Linked DNA regions of Homo sapiens: region 2 is linked to region 1. Evidence: chromatin loops called from intact Hi-C (ENCODE). Cell type or tissue: CD4-positive, alpha-beta T cell. All regions are shown on one strand. Links, peaks and the distances in the headings refer to the core of each region. The heading gives the core; the rest is flanking DNA.

Evidence for each region. A loop is a pair of places that touch in the nucleus more often than their neighbours do. Peaks named below come from ENCODE experiments on the same cell type or tissue, not always from the same donor. Only the 100,000 strongest peaks of a DNase experiment are listed, where the experiment ranks them.
Region 2: it touches region 1 in a loop (6-fold over the local background); 5 of 110 quality-filtered maps call a loop at or near these places.

The regions. Positions count from the first base shown.
Region 1 is chr2:205,073,324-205,081,671 of GRCh38, reverse strand. The region is part of intron 4 of PARD3B (par-3 family cell polarity regulator beta); the gene reads right to left. Among named protein-coding and RNA genes, the nearest start is that of PARD3B, 530 kb to the right of the region's middle. In CD4-positive, alpha-beta T cell, for the core only: no CTCF peak of the experiment used is centred there; a DNase peak (open chromatin) is centred at 4,331; H3K4me3 peaks cover 893 bases; H3K27ac peaks cover 3,530 bases.
Region 2 is chr2:204,962,894-204,971,241 of GRCh38, reverse strand. It overlaps PARD3B (par-3 family cell polarity regulator beta), which reads right to left. Exons shown (of 23, transcript NM_001302769.2): 3 at 5,919-6,090. Among named protein-coding and RNA genes, the nearest start is that of PARD3B, 420 kb to the right of the region's middle. In CD4-positive, alpha-beta T cell, for the core only: no CTCF peak of the experiment used is centred there; a DNase peak (open chromatin) is centred at 3,441; H3K27ac peaks cover 3,947 bases.

The DNA.
Region 1 (8,348 bases), core at 246-8,245:
CACATTATCAGACAAAAGAAACAGATGTAGAAAAAATATTTGACAAAATTTAACACTCTTCATGATTAAAAACTCTCAGCCTATTAGGAACAGAAGGAACCTTCTTCAACCTAACATAGGGAATCTATTAAAAAACTTAGAACTAATATCATATTTAATGGCAAAAATCTAAACATGTTCTACAAATATTGAGAAGATCGTCACCATTTCTATTTAGCAGTACAATATAGGTCTTAGCATCATAGCAAAAAAGGACAATGGCATAGACTAGAAAGTAATAAGTAAATCTATATTTTCTCCATAAAAAATAAATGGTGCTGAGTGAACTATGTATAAATATATTTTTAAAACACAAATGTAACTCTAGATTATGCCACAGAAAAAAATAAATTTCAGGTAGATTACAGATTTTAAAATAAATGACAAAAATAATAATACAACTTCATAAAAATAGGAAAGAATATGCTTATGATTTGGGAATAGGGAAAGATATATTAACAGAATATAAAAGCACCATCCATAAAGGAAAAGATTGATAGATTGAACTAGCTTAAAATAACTATTCACCCAGGTTACCAAATAGAGAGTGAAAAGAGCAAGACACAAGCAGATACCCACAACCCATGTTTTTGATAAAAGGGTTGTAACAGAGAATATATAAAGAAAATCTACACAGTGATGAGAGAGAGGAGGGAGATGGATGAAATCCAATACAATTATGGGCAAGAGACCTATCTATATAAGTCTTCATAAAATAAACATGGCCAACAAACATATGAAGAGGTGCTCAACCTCCTTAATCCTCAAGGAAACGAAAATTAAACCTAATTTTATACCATAAAATACCCATCAGAATAGCTAAAATGAAAAAGGCAAACAGTACCAATTATTGATGAGGATATGGAATTCCTACTGTCTCATACTGCTGGTGTGAGTATAATTTAGTATAGCTATTTGAAAACTGGTATTATACACACAGCCTTTAACTCACAGTGTACAGACTTAGCAACACATGTACATTTGTGCACCAAAGACAGTGCAAGATGCTCATAGAAGCATTATTAATAATCCCAAAGTGGATAATTCAAATATTCATCAAGAGTAGAATAAAACAGATTTTTAGATAAAAGTAACAATGGATTTATAAAAACATAGCGATGAATCAAGGAAAAGTTAATATAAGGAAGAGTATTCTTATTTTTTCCCTTTTCATATCAAGGAGTAAGAAATATTGGCCAGGGTGGGTAAATCAAGAAATAGATGTTTAAGTATATTATTTAAAGCTATAAAGGCAACAATTAATCTGAAGATAACCATTAAAGTGAAAATTATACATAACCGGAAGCAGAGCAGGAGAAAGGGAGATAGGAGGTAACCTAAATGTAAGAAATTACTCATTTACAATAGCAGGTAAACAAGAGTAGATATTCTGTAAAGTTGACAAATCAAGAAAAAGGGGAATACGTGTAAAATTTAATTTTAAGTTTTATCATAGCCACCTTAAAAATGTAAAAACAGCAACTGTGATCAGGGGTTGCCTGTGGGACTGAAACAAAATAGGAGCCAGGGAGGCTGAGTTTTCATTTTACTTTTTTATGATTTGAGTTTTGAGCATGTGGATATATTAATTCTATAATAAAAATACTAGTTTAAATGTACACAGATAAAAGGCTCTCAGCAAGAACCTGAAAAGTTCTAATTCTATACCATAGCTCACCAACTTGAACTTACTGGAAAATGGTTGATTTCTGGGTAGTAAAGTATGAGTACAGAAAATCTCTTAGAATCTTTAAATAAATATAAACTATATGGTATCTGCCTGTGATTTTATAATTCATGGAGAATTAAACTCTTAAGCACATTAATTTTTACGTTAGCATAATCTTATTAAATGTTTTTTGGTTAAGATATAAATTTATGGTTTATATTATCAGCACACATTATTTATGTATACTTAGAATAATATATTACTAATTTCTAAAACTTATTCTCAGGAGGTGCTATAATCTCCCTCAAGATTTGTGTGCCCTCCAAAATTCATGTTGAAACTGAATCCCCAATGCAACAGTATTAAGAAGTGTGGCCTTTGGGAGGTGATCAGGTCTTGAGTGATCTGCCCTCATGAATGGCTTAATGCCTTATAAAAGGGCTGGAGGGAATTGGCGAAGCCTTTTTTGTCCCTTTTGCTCTTTTTGCCCTTCTGCCTTCTGTCATGTAAGGATACAGCAACAGGGTGCCATACTGAAAACAGAGAGAATCCCTTACCAGACACCAAATCTGCTGGTGCCTTATCTTAGACTTCCTGCCTCTAGCAATGTGAGAAACGAATTTCTGTTCTTTATAAATTACCTAGTCTCGGGTATTTTGCTATGTATAGCAGCACAAACAGACTAAGACACAAGGTAATAATAACATTGGATTAGCTTTTTGAGATAAAGTAATTTATTTAAATCATGGTTATCTTTTAAAACACATCATGTAAGAACAGATCTATGCAATGTATTGAACCTACTTGTTCTGGTCGTTATTGCTGCATAGCAAATCATCAGGCAACTCAGTGGTATAAAGCAATATGTATTCTGGTTTACATATTCACATCTCATAGAGTTTGTGGGTCAGGGATTCAGGAAAGGCTAAGCTGGGCAGCCCTCGCTTGGGGTCTCTCACAAGGCTGCAGTCAGATGTAGAGTCGGCTGCTGCCAAGGCTCCACAGGTCTGGGCATCCATGACGGCTCACTTACGTGGCTGGCCATTGATGCGAGCTGGAAGCTGGGAGATCTGCCATGGCTGCCAACTAGATTGCCTACACATGGCCTTTCTAGCAAAGTGGACTCAGAGAAATGGACTTTCTTACATGGCATCTGGCTTGTCCCAGAGCAAATGCCCAAGGGAATCAGATGGAAGCCACAGGTATAGCCTTTTCTGAACTAGTCTCAGAAGTCACACAATGTCTGCTGCACGCTATGATTTTCAATTAAGTCACTGGGCCAGTCCAGATTCAAGAAGAGAGGACATTAGACCTCAGCTCTTCACTGAAACAGTGTCAAATATTTTATTAACATGTTTGACAATCTCCACACTTACCCTATGGATTAAAAAAATTACATGAATTTAAGCAAAATACTACAAGTTTAAATTAATGAAGTCACATTTACTTTAAATTTCTATCTTGATAGAATACTTATGTGAACCCTAATGGATTAAGTAGCATTCATTAAGAGACAGAATTACTCAGGAAAAAAAGTGGGTCTTTGGTCTATCTTTAGAAAAGAAATACTCTCACCTGAAAACATAAAAGGAAAACCATACAATTAATAAAAATTATGAAGAATGATGCTGCGATAGCCATTGAGTGAACCTACAATACTAAATTGCTCTGTCACATCTAATAAAAGGAACAAAGCTAAATTATAAATACCCATTCAGAGTTTTGAATGCCTTAACTTGCTAACTAAAATTCTCAAGGCTCCTAATTAGCTCAGGTTAAACATTTAACCACACAAAAGCACCTTTTCATAAATAAACTATATCTCACTCTTAATTACATAAATCACCTTTTTGGAAAGCCATGCATGTTATACAGACATAAACTGACTCTCTGGGATTAAAATCACAATGAAGTCATTCTTAATTATTAAGTCAAAAACCAAAGGGCAGCATTTTAATAATTAGGTAAGTTTAATTTGTGACAAATGCAAATAACTACTTTCCATTAAAAGAGACATTGAAATGATTATGTGTTCTATTCCTTTATAAACTTCCCCACCTCAACACAAAAATTCCTATGGCCAACTCTCTTTTGTTGTTTAAATAGGAAAGTAAGGAGCTATGAAGTGATTAGTAGCAACACAGGTATTCAACTGAACAGTCTCTTTTAAATAAGTGCTATTTCTTAATGCTCATGTGTTCTATAATCAAAAAAATCCCCAAGGATATATATATATATCCCAGACGTCCCTATTCTGTTATCTCTCAGGCATCTCTCTCACCTATTCTCTAAGAAATCATTGCATAGGTTTAAATTTCCTTGGAATCATATAATATTTCATTAAAAATAAGATTTGGAGGGGTACAGAAGGCTCTGCATTTTTGGCTTCTTCAAGTAACAGAGATCACTCTCAGAACTACAGAATGCATGAACTTCACGGCTTTCTCTAAAATCAAGCACGCATGCATCAAGAGAAACTGCCAGGCAAATACTGAGAGTGTTCTGCAAAAGGGTATGACTGAATTGTTACTTATCTTTTATTCTAGACCCAAGTTCTTAAAAACAGAAAAGAAACAGAAAATTCGCCTTGAGCCATGAAACTTGAGAACTCAAAGGGAAGTTTTCTGACACTCTCAACTGATGAATAAAACTGATAAAAGCAAAACAAAACCAAGCAAAGTTCTGTAATTTGTTCAAGGCTCTAAAGGAAGCCAAGTCCCTGATCTTTCAGGCCTTTTCAAGTACCTGTGGCTTTTGACATTTCTTAGAAATGACAATACTCCTCCCTCCCTCCCTCTCTACTCACCTGACAATCTAAATCTTGAGAGAGATATATATATTTGTTTATATCTATATATAGACAAAGATAATGAAGCAAACGATGTGTGATTGGTGGACCGGATTCAGGGGCAACTTTGTTGCTATTAATGAGTTGTGACGCAGTGAGTATTTCTCACAATGTCTTCTATGGGATGTTAGTGGATGGTGCTTCCAAAATGATCCTGCAGTCAAATAAATTTAGGAAATAGTAGTTTACTCAGAATATTTAATTTGCTATATTGTGAACTCATGGAGGGAATATAGTATGTAGCATTTCCAGATCTTAATGAAACACAGATTATCTAGAGCAGTGGTCCCCAATCTTTTTGGCACCAGGGACCAGTTTCATGGAAGGGGGTGGGGGAAATGGGGTAATGGTTTTGGGATGAAATGGTTCCACCTCTGATCATCAGGCATTAGTTAGATTCTCGTAAGGAGCGTACAACCTAGATCCACAGTTCACAATAGGATCCACACTTCCATGAGAACCTAATGCTGCCACTGATGTGACAGGAGCCTGAGCGCAGGCAGTGCTTTCTTGCCTACTGCTTACCTCCTGCTGTGCAGCCTGGCTCCTAACAGGCCATGGACCAGTACTAGTCCATGGCTGGGGGCTGATGATCCCCAATCTAGAGAGCTAGAAATCTGTGGAACAAACTTTGAGAAGCCCTAAACTATATACATTGAACCTGAAGTATGTTAACATTTAAGATAACATTTATTGAAATGATATGGAACTCAATCTGCAGTCTCCTCAGATGTGATGCTAAATGTGGAAAGGGTAATTAGCATAACAAGAGACAAGTTATTATCCAGAAGTTTTAGACATCCTTGAAGTCACCAGCCAGATTAATGGGATTGTTTGAAGCATTGGTGACCAATACTTTTGACTGACTTTAGTTATTTTCTTAGCTGCATCAATCTAGTTATATAAGAATTACCCAGTTGAGACTATAGTTAACCAGACAGCTTTAAACCTGCACTGTGAATCTAAACCTGCACTTCAGAACTTTACAAAGCAATTACAAACAGAACCACTCTGCATCATGAAGTTAGGTAAAACTGAAAGTTTAAAGAAAAGAAAGTTCTCATAAGACACAGGATACTGCACGAATTTAATTACTATGATGTTCACTGTTAATTATAAAATAGTTGTAATTTATCATATAAAATATATAATTTCATAGCTTTAAATAATTACAAGCAGTGGTTCATTTTTGTTGTGGGATATTGTACTAATATTTATTTTTGATGAATATTAGTTTTATCAGTTTGAACATTACCATCATGTTTAAAATTTGATTCCTACTTTGAATGGTACAATACAAAGCAAAAGTATGTGTTTATGAAAAAAGTTTAACCATAGAGATCAAGGAAAATGTTATTTTTGGAGTGTCTTGTATATTTTCATGATTGTATCAGAAAAAATGTCTATCAAAAATTCTTTTTTTTTTTTTTTTGTTAGAATGGCAAAAATTCTTATAAAGGTAAGGCAGCTATGGTCAACATCTTTTAAACTATTTCTTATGAAGAAATAAGAAGTATAGAAATAATTTTGCAACCTAAAAAAGAGGTAAAATTTCTTGTCTTCTTGAAGACAAGTTGAATTTTAAACTCCCATAGGCATATATATATTTCTTAATATATGATCTTGGATTTTCCTTTTCTTTTTTGAGGGTGGATTAAAATGTTATTGAGCTAAGTTGTACTTTCTATATATTAATTGTAAACATAATTTTCATACGGGAGAATTTAATCATTGTATGCAATAATTCCTATCTTCACCATGAGCAATGAAAAGAAATCTACAAATAAGTAACCAAAGTTTACTAGTACAAAACTTCTAAATTTAAGGAAGAAAACATTATAAGATAAAAATGCATTGTCTAACTTTCGGGAAGCTCTCAAACATTCCTTCACTGTGAAATCTGATGTGAAATACCTATAGGTCTGGAAGGGATGGTCTCATTACAATACATTATGTACAATCCTCCATTTAAAGCCATTTCAAATTGTAAGTAGTAATGTTTTTAAAAGGTCATCCTATATGGTTCTCTTTATTCCAGTAATAATGAAAACATTATTTATTAATGAGTTTGATTTATAAAATTGTACCCATTGCAATTTTTGCCTCTGGGCACTACAACAAACTTAAAAATATTCAGTGAGCTACAGAACACTTAACAATTATAATTTGGAAACAATACACCAACAATGCAATTTAAACTGATATTGGATCATTTAATTATATTTTGATGTAGAATAACATTTGTCTAAATGACCTAGGAAAATATGGAGTCTTGGAAGATTGTTATTATTAAGGATTAAATTGGAAAGCTGGCAGCTTGTTTTTTGTTTTCTTTTGAGCGCCTGTGAAATAGAAGGGGAATCTGGGTCATTGGGTGCTGCCATTTACAGACTAAAGAAAAGCCACACTCTCAACATTTGTAAATTTTGCGATGCACAATGATCGAGAACATTGTACTATGCCACAGCTGCTTCCAAGTTTTAATAAACCTCTTTGATACATCAGACAGCCATGATTACTAAGAGCTCACCTGATCACAGCATTTTCACTAAGAATGACATAGAGGGCAGAGCAACTAAGTCAGTAGTACCATTTTCTATGAAGATAAGTTGTTGTTCATTCTGAATGCAACAGGCAATAGATGACATACGATAGTTTTTCTGAAGTCGTTCCATAAACTACTATTAAGTTCTCCTTTCAAACCCATCAAGGTAGAATTAGATGATTCCTTTACCAATTAGCAACTTTTAAAAGTTCAAATGAGTGGAAAATCATTGATATATGCAAATATATTACATAAGATATATAATTCTTAGCATAAAAGTTAATGAGACAATAGTCTTTTCAAAAGTTTTTTGTAATTAATGTCTTTGTTTTTATTCAAATAGACAATTTGAAGATTAGCAAAATTATTTCAGAAAGTGCTATATGAATCAAGCATTTTGACACAAATATTCTCAATACAATCTGAACTTATAAATGAGAAGCTCTAGGAATGAATGGATCCAACTAGAAAAAGATACATTTAAATAAAAGAAGCAATGGATATTTAAAATAAGCTTTTAAAATGTCCACTAAGATTAGTCATACAACAGCCTTACCATTTGTCTAATGGGACTGAAGTGCATTTTGTAGAGATCCTGTTAATAAGATAAAGAGGAATATGTGTGGGCTAGGTTGTTCACATGTATGTATATCACAAGAATCAGCCCTACAGCTTCAATTTGTTGTTTATAAGCAGTGAAACTACAAAACACTGGGGATCATTGTTTATATTCCTTATTTGGAAATGTTTCAGGTTTTATATTCAACACATCTTTCCAATAATAGCTACAGATGTCATACATGTGCCTAGGGCTTTTTAATGGTTTCCTGTTCTAACGCCTGGTGTGAATTGAACAAAATATGGACAATCCTTGCCCTTTTAGGGAAAGGGGGAAAAAAGCAACAAAGAAACATAATCAGGTCTAAAAACAAGTTTATCCTACTTTGTACAAAGAAAACAGAAAGAGTCTGGGGAAGATAAACTAATTTCTACCAGTTTCTGCCTACCACATATACACTAACTCAATTTAGATTGATTTGATAATGTCTACAGACTTACTTTCAAGGTTACTATATACATTTGGACTTTTTTTCCCGAAAAAATAGCATGAGATGAAATGTTGTCTAGTTCCATTTAATTTTATTTCAGTTTTATCTTGGTTTCTTACTTCAAAGCAAATAAGACAAGTTTTTCGACATCTTTTCAAAATTTACCACAGCAGGACACCACCAGAACCAATCTTCTTT
Region 2 (8,348 bases), core at 144-8,143, 110 kb after region 1:
CCTAATTAAAGGAATAAACTTCCCCTTTCTTTACGTTTTCCTGAAGATCAGCGCCATAAAGGGATTTGGTTTGCTTAAAAATTGAGAAAAATGTTCCCATATGTTTCCTTTATGCAGTAAATTAGTCAAAATCAGATAGAAAATGGTCACAATTTTCAACAGGAATCTATAGCTACACAGTATTTGCTGAACACCACTGCAAAGAAAGAGAACTCAGTGTTTTGAAAATAATGATATTATAACAAACACATAATCATAATTTCCATTTCGGTTTTGAAGAATCACAAACACACATGGAAACAATAAAGCATCTGAGGCACCTTTCAGCTTTCAAGTCTCAAAAACAAGAATCACTTTCAAATAGAAAGTAGCTCATCTTCAAAGTTTAACACACAAGAGGAGAATAAAGCTAATACCACTTCAACTCCAAACTTAGATTACTTTATATCAAGGTAATCTAGATCACAAGCATGGTAACAGCCAAGTTTAAAGTACTTTTTATCCTGAAAAACTATTTAAATTACATTGCTAAAATAATTTAACTAAATAAATATTTTCCCATGAAAGCTTGAACCCAAATTAGCAAATTTCAATCAAGAAGTACTGAAAAAAATTATCAAAAGGTACAAAATAAAAAACTACTAATTAATTGGGGCCATAGCAGGGAAATTGGCAGAGGCATGGAGTTGGATTCAAACTCAGCTTGGTATTAATAAAACACTCAAGGAACCATCATGGCCCATTGGAGAAAGGACAGCTTATTTTATAGATGAGGAAACTGTGGCCCAGGGAGATATGGTGGTGACACATCAGGGAGTGACCTGGATAGCCTTGGTTTTCAATTTTTACTTTGCTAGAATGTGTCCCAAATTTGTCCTGATTTATTTTTTGTTTGGAAAAAGTTGGTTCTGATAGAGATAGGTTAAATGACTTATCCTGATCACACAGCTAGATCAAATACTGCAGGGTCTAGAACTAGCTCCATATCACTGACTCTCAAGGGACAAAGATTGGGTTGGGCCAACCTTGATCTATGGCCACAAAAAGCCTCTTATGGAACAGTAGGTGGTCAGGTACTAATCATGAAGGCAGTGTAGGGACTAGTCAGGGGAAGGACCGGGAGACTCCCACCCTCCTAAACTTCAAAATAATTTTCCTCACTAATTTGTCTTTTTTACAGATGGCCCTATATGTACATACTTAAAAAATCAGAAAGTCTATTAAAATATCCACGTTATTAAAAAAAACCCCACATCTATGGATCCCATTAGTATATTGGTTTTAGTGGAACTTTCCTACACATACAAACACACACACACACACACGGGATGAGAAGATAAGAAGACAGAAGCAAACTCATTTCTGAAATGTATAGGATTTAAAAGACATTTTCTCCACCTCCATTTCCTGGTCTTGTTCTCTCAGTAGCTTTTGATTTATACCTATTCATAGTATCTATTTATTAATTTACACTCTACTCAATTCCAAAAGGATGTGAGGTGCTATCACATATAGTACCTAAAATATATGGATAATTGAAATCTACAATTAATTTTTAAAAAGTCATGCAACTGAACAAGCACTGTTCTAGAAGCCAAGAAATGTGGGTTCCAGTTCTAGTTCCTTATTCAACATCAGAGTACACATTGAATTTTAACTTTTATTTGCTCATTTGTAAAATAATATCGATTACCTACACAATTGCTAATTATAAAATTCTGTGGAACTGCATATTTCTAGGTCAGCATTTCACAAACGTTTTTCTGAGGCATGCATACATCTTTTGAGTGGAGGTGAGGTTTTGGGGTAGATAAGCATTGGGATTCTGTTTATTGGCTACTTTCTAGACTTCTTCACCCTTTCTTCCACACTAGCATAACCAATCCTATTTGTCCAAAGATGGAGAATGAACAAATTTAAATAGCATCTAGAACTTAAGCGCTCAATAAATGTTATTTATTAACTAGAATCAAGCATCCATTGAAACCCTAATACATGCTCAGAAGAACCATGGGGTTTCACAGAGAAGACTTGGAAAATTCTCGAACTATAAATTTTTAAGTCCAAATAGATCATGTGAATATGATTCTTTCCAATTTCGCCTGGGATTTTGGTTACCACATCTCATCATTTAAATGAACTCTCAGGCCAGCAATCTCTGTACTATATGGTAACATGCTTTGGCTGATTTCAGAGCCACAGAATCTTAAAGTGTGAAAGTGATTTGCTACTTAGGGCTGAATCCCCAGGGTTCAGTCATTCAGCATTACATTAGAAAATCCATTAGAAAATAAATGATAGGAAATAATTTAGATGAATGAGGTTGGAATTATGTGGTTGCCCACTTGATTTAAAACTCATCTTACGAATTAAAAATATATACCCCATCAGCTTATAGGGCATGAGACTATGAACCCCTTTATGTCAGTAGATTTCTGCTGTTCGTCTTTGTAACCCTTGATTGTTAGATGAAGAATTAAGAAATAATACTTACTGTAAGCCTACTGTACTGTTTTAAAGATTTGGACAAGGCTTCATGAAGAAGGTCATATTTGAGCTTGAACTTAAAAGGTGCATATGAGTTCACTATACAGTAAAGAGACAAAGGAATGAGCCAGCTAAAGAGAACAGTATCTGCAAAGGCACAGAGGTTTGAAGGTGGTAAATTTGGAATGGCAAGTGGTTCACAGTGGCTGCAAGTTAAGGTGACTGTGAAAGACTGGCCAGCAATAAAGGTGGGCAGAGAGGAAGCAGCTAGATCATGAAGGGCCTGGGAATATGAATATGCATGCATAAGTATTACATCCTGGAAGATAAAGAAAGAATGGGAGGAGTCAACCTCTGTATGCATTACATGGAGAAGGTGGTTGTTGGTTTTTAACAGAATATTGTTGATGGTTATCTTGTGTTGGAAAAAGAAATATAAAAATTATACTGAACACTGAGTATATTTTGATATCAGATTCCAGAAAAACATAAATTTTGGGTGCTCAATGTGATGTAATCACAAAAATCTCTTGATTCCTAATATTTGTTGAATTGTGTCTGCTTAATTAAGAAAAGCAATGTAAGCCAATGAAGATTAAATTTGCTATTTTCTTAAGAAAGTGGCCTTAAGAGTGAGAAAACCAGTAAAAAATTAAGCCCTATTTCTCTTGTACCAGGTTGGGTGAATGAGCTGTGAAAAGTACAACCAGTTCCAATGGCTACACTAGCTGACTGGGGAAGGGAGATGAAGGGCCTGGGTTCAATGGCTGACATTTCATGAGCACCCTGTTAGGAGGAACTGCTGGGGCACAGGTGCTGCAAAACTCCTCTCACCGCCCCTCCCATTCTTCACCTAAGCAGGCTTTCAGGGTGGACCAGACAGGACAGCCAGGTCACACTCCCAGAAGTGCCATCAATACTGCCTCTACTGCCAACCACATCTCTCCATCTGGAGGTGCACAGCCTATGGCCACATCCTGCCCCGGAGCCAACAACAGGAAAACAGAATGGGTGGAGACCAAAGCTGGCTGTGTTGCTTCCTTCTTTAACTTCGCTATCTGAAAAACCTGACAAATATGTTTTTTCTTTGCTTTTTAAGTTCCAGAAATGCAAAGTACTCAAACTGCTAGAACCATGAAAGTGGGTAAGGGATGATTTTTTTACGTCATTCATCCTTGCCCAAATTTCTCCTGCTGATTCAGAGGAACCATCTGCATCAGCTTGCTAACGAGTTTAGATATGGTTCTCAGGGTGATGGGAAGCCAGTGAAGGTCGTTAAGCAGGGGAGTTATATTACATAATCAGATTTGTGATTTAGAAAGGCAGCTCTGGCAACAGTAGGGACTGGAGAAAGCACACAGTGTAAAGAAAGAGGTCAGTCTGAGGCCTCTGCAATAGTCTAATTGATGGCAAAGCTCTGGCCTGCTGTGGTGGCTGTGGACAAGGAAGCTGAATAGCTGACAGAGTGGGGGAGGTAGAAGGAAACGGTGGAACTGGAGGTGATGCCAAGGTTTCAGGCCAAATGGTTGGAAGGGAATGTTTCCCACCTAACAGTGAGCTAGTCTCATCATTTAATCTGGTACTAAGTGAAATGAGATTGTAGACCAAGGAGTTTAGTATTTTCAGGGTTTTGGCATATATTCTCAAAGTAAACCCCAAGACAGTTATATTAGTTGGTTGTTTTAGGAATTGCATGTCAGAGGCAGCACAGCAAAATGGTTTCTCACACCACAGCCAGCAACAGTTCAAATTCTGGCTCTGCCACCTAATAGCTATGGGATTTCTGCTGAGTTACTAAACTTCTCTGTACCTATTCCTCAACTCTTAAACGATAAAAATAATAAAAGCCGACTAATTAAGTATGACGAGGCTTAAATAAATGAGTTATTATGAGTAAGGGATTTAGATGGTGTGTACTCATGTAATAAATATTGTTTTCTCTGACTTATCAAAAATCATATGGAAGAAGTAGACAGTCCACACTTTCAAAGAAGGGGAATCTCGGCTGACTTTTTTTTCTTGCATTCGATATTATGTTGTTTCAATATTCCAACAAAAAAGCTGAAGAAAACAATCTTTTTTCCCTGACAAAGCTCATAAGAGAGAGGTGAAAACAAATTCTCCGGCACAGAAGTACTCTGAGGTTCGGCCATTTGAAGACCACAGTGCTTGCTTATAAATAGAATATTAAAATAAGCAAGAGCAATTTTCTCCTTTCGTCTTCCCTTATTGCCTAATTTTCCTCTCATACCATTTGCATAATGGATAAAAAGGCATCCATTATGCAAATGAATGATGGGGCTGTAAGGTTGCTGAAGCCACAAGGCTGGCTCCAGATGAAGAGAAGCTGCCACAAAGCCCTCCAGCAGCCACGTTCCAGCAGACTGCTTCACTAGCTCGGTTCCAAAAGATACAGGAAAACCCACTTAGACCATAGGTCATTAATTTCCATTTGGTTTATTTTAAAAGGGGCACTACAGATGCTTTTCCAAAAATCAGTACAAAATATGGATTGTCAGCATTAGAGTATGTAAATTTAACTTTACAGTATATATTTTATTTCAAATGGGAAAATGAGTACTATGTACGATTCTAACCATTTTAAGCATATGTTTTGCTTTAAAAAGAATAAGAAGCTGACCTTTGCAAAGTGGAATAAGCCTCTGTTCTTCTAGCTTGAGAATTCCCTCATAACAGGTGCTCTAAGTAGTCTCAAAATGTTGCACAAACATTCCACAGGCATAAAAAGTTGTTTGAAATACCAAGATATTAGTGGATTTTCAAAAACTTCATGCAGTTAAATTGAGCTAAATTTATCTTTAGGAGGTATCACCAAAACAGACATGTTATTTCTCTTGGAGTTGTAAACTGATTGAAACTTTAGAATAATATTTACTTTCTCATTCTACAAATATAATGAAAAATATTTCTAAGCAAAATTACTGGATGAATTGTCTTGTCTGAATAAATCATCAGAAAAGAATTTCAAAACTAACTTCAAAACATTTCCCCCAGATTCTGAGATTATAGTTTGGGCAGAAAAAGACTGAGGCTAAGAAAATAAAGTGACCTTTATTTCTAGCATGGATTCTTTGATAAACCTTGGCTTTTCCCAAATGAGTTTTTTTCAGGAATTTTTTAAAAAGTTATACTCATATGATACAGGCAAACTTCATCATTTAGCATCTGACTCCCCCGTGTTACTTCGAGGGCATACAATTCTGCTTCACCTTCAGTTCAAGAAAAAGCTGCATCCACTTACCCAAGCAGCAGTGGCTGCAAAGAGCTATGTAAAAAAATAATTTAAAGAAAAGATAAACCACGATATAAAATATTAACAGGATGAAAGTCACAAAGAAGAAACAATGCCTAATCAACAAGATGACGGATCTTCAGTCAGGTGAAAAGAATATCATAAACATTACACATACCTAGTTTTAGAGCAGAAGGGGTTACTTCAATCTCCCCACCAATTGGCTTAAATGCGGCCAGTTGGGCGGCCACTTCTGTCTCAAAAGCATCTGGGCTCTGCCGATCTGCAGGGTTTCCACTGGGGCTCTCAATCTTGTGGAGTGGTTCTTGTTCTTCAAACACAGCAATCAGCTACAAACAAATCCAACAACACTAATTACTTTGTAGGACATGCATACCACACGGACACTATCTAGCTGAACGTGATCTTTATTTGGTTGCAAAGAAAATCGCCTCATCAAACTTAAAATGTTAATGTTACTATACCACAACTCTTAATTTTTCAATAATATTATGTCTATAAGCACCATGGTCAAGAAATAATAAATACTGGTTTATTCATTTGTTTATTTTGTCTATTACTGAAAAATAGAACCAATTTTGGCCCACTCTCTTAAAGGAATGAAATGGCTGCTTCCCCTTCCCACTACCCCACCTTCCCTAAAATGCCTAAAATGACTTCATTAACTCTTTATTAAAGAGTGCTTCCAAAAATGAAAGTTGAATATGCATTGAATAATAGACTTAAATAGTATAGGGAGGTTATTCCAGTCTCGGAGACCTAAAACACATTACAAGATGCCTAATTGTATCTGTCCCTGTAGATACACTCTACATACATATATACATACATACATTGTGTGAATACTTATATACAATTTGTGCTGATCTTGCATAAATAGGTATCCCATTTTTGTACATGCCTTTAATTTTGTTCTTTTCCTTCATGACTGACTCTGTGTTGACTGGTTTAAGTCCAATGGAATGCTAAGTCCAATAAGACTCGACATCCTTACTTTTAATCTAATTATATGTCAATCTTATTTTACGTGAGAACTATGCTTTTTACTGTTAATATAAAAACTCTAAATTGTTCATTTCCAAGTCATTTTTTCCTTAAAATAAGGGCAAGGTATCTTTAAAAATTCAAGTAATCACACAGACACTACTGTATAGACAGTGACGACGGCTCTGCTGAAACTGCACTTTTGGCCAACAGACAGCACCAACATTCAGAAACTTCAAGGGTTTCTCATCAGCTGATGTAGAAAAGTCCAAATGTGAGTAAATGAGGCAGCTACAGGATGCTACTGTCATTCCAAAAAGTGCAATGTGTGTAAATGTGAAAACCAGCAGTACATCTTTAGATATTTTCTATTCATTAAGTAAAACAAACCTACTTATGATTCAAGCATTTATTCAGGAAAGACACTCAGAGCCCCAGTCATAGGGGAACCCTGTTGGCAATATTATTAATAACAGAAATGCAGGGTTAACCAATCAAAACATCATAAATTTCAAGTTCGATCTTTCAAAAGAAATGAATACAATTAAGGATATGCAAATTCGCCATTCAAAAATAATTTTCATAACTGACTACTCATTTCCAGTATGGAGACTTCTTTAATTGGAAAATCCAACAATCCTCTTGCCACAGAAAAGAAATGCTACTCCCAAGGCATTATTTTTAATTCTTGAAATTGAGCACATGCATTTTCTATTTGTAACTGGTAGCACTGATGAACTTATTGGAGATAAGACTTAAATATATTAATAATAATGAAAGATTATTCTAGTATAAAAAAATCAGTAGAACGATATCTTTCTCATCATCCAGCCAGAATGAGTTTAACACTTTAAATCTTGAAAAGGAAAATGAAATCAACTTTTTAATGTGGTGGATGTGTGATTTTCATCACTATTTCTGTTATATAATAACTTCAATTTTGTGTATTCATTAATTCTAACATATATTAGTAATGTTCATTTTAACATTTAACATACCAATCAACTAGGCAATGGCATATTATATTGGTACTATGAACAGTTTAGTGTAAGCTAAGTTATATCTTACTCTTCTTTCATATGATATCCTTAACTCAGTATAACCCATGTGCCTTAAATACTGGAAAAACGAGAAAAAATAGAACATCAACTAGAAGTATAATACAAAAGCTTAAAAGTGATAACTCGTAAGATAAATATTTTTTCTTAAGATACTTTGCTGTTTTCCATACATTTTATCCACATAAGAATACAGTGTATGCAGTAAGAATATTATACCTATTTATCAAATGGTAGAACAGAGTAGCTCCGAAGTTTTGTTTCCCAAGGTCACTGACTAAATGGTAGCTGGTAGTGGAATCTAGTCTTTTTAATTTTCAATCCAGAGAAAGTATTTTCCTATACTGTAGCTGTTTTCCAAAAAGAAAGCTGTAAAAAGAGAGGCTACAATGAAGACTGTCTACTGTCTGTAATTTGTCCATTAGCGTGTTATACCCTAAAGAATGTGAATTCCACTTTTTGGAGACACAGGCAAAACGTAACTTTTCTTGAAGATGATAATAGTAAGACCTGATGCTCCCCAAATCTCATAAGCTCTTTGATTA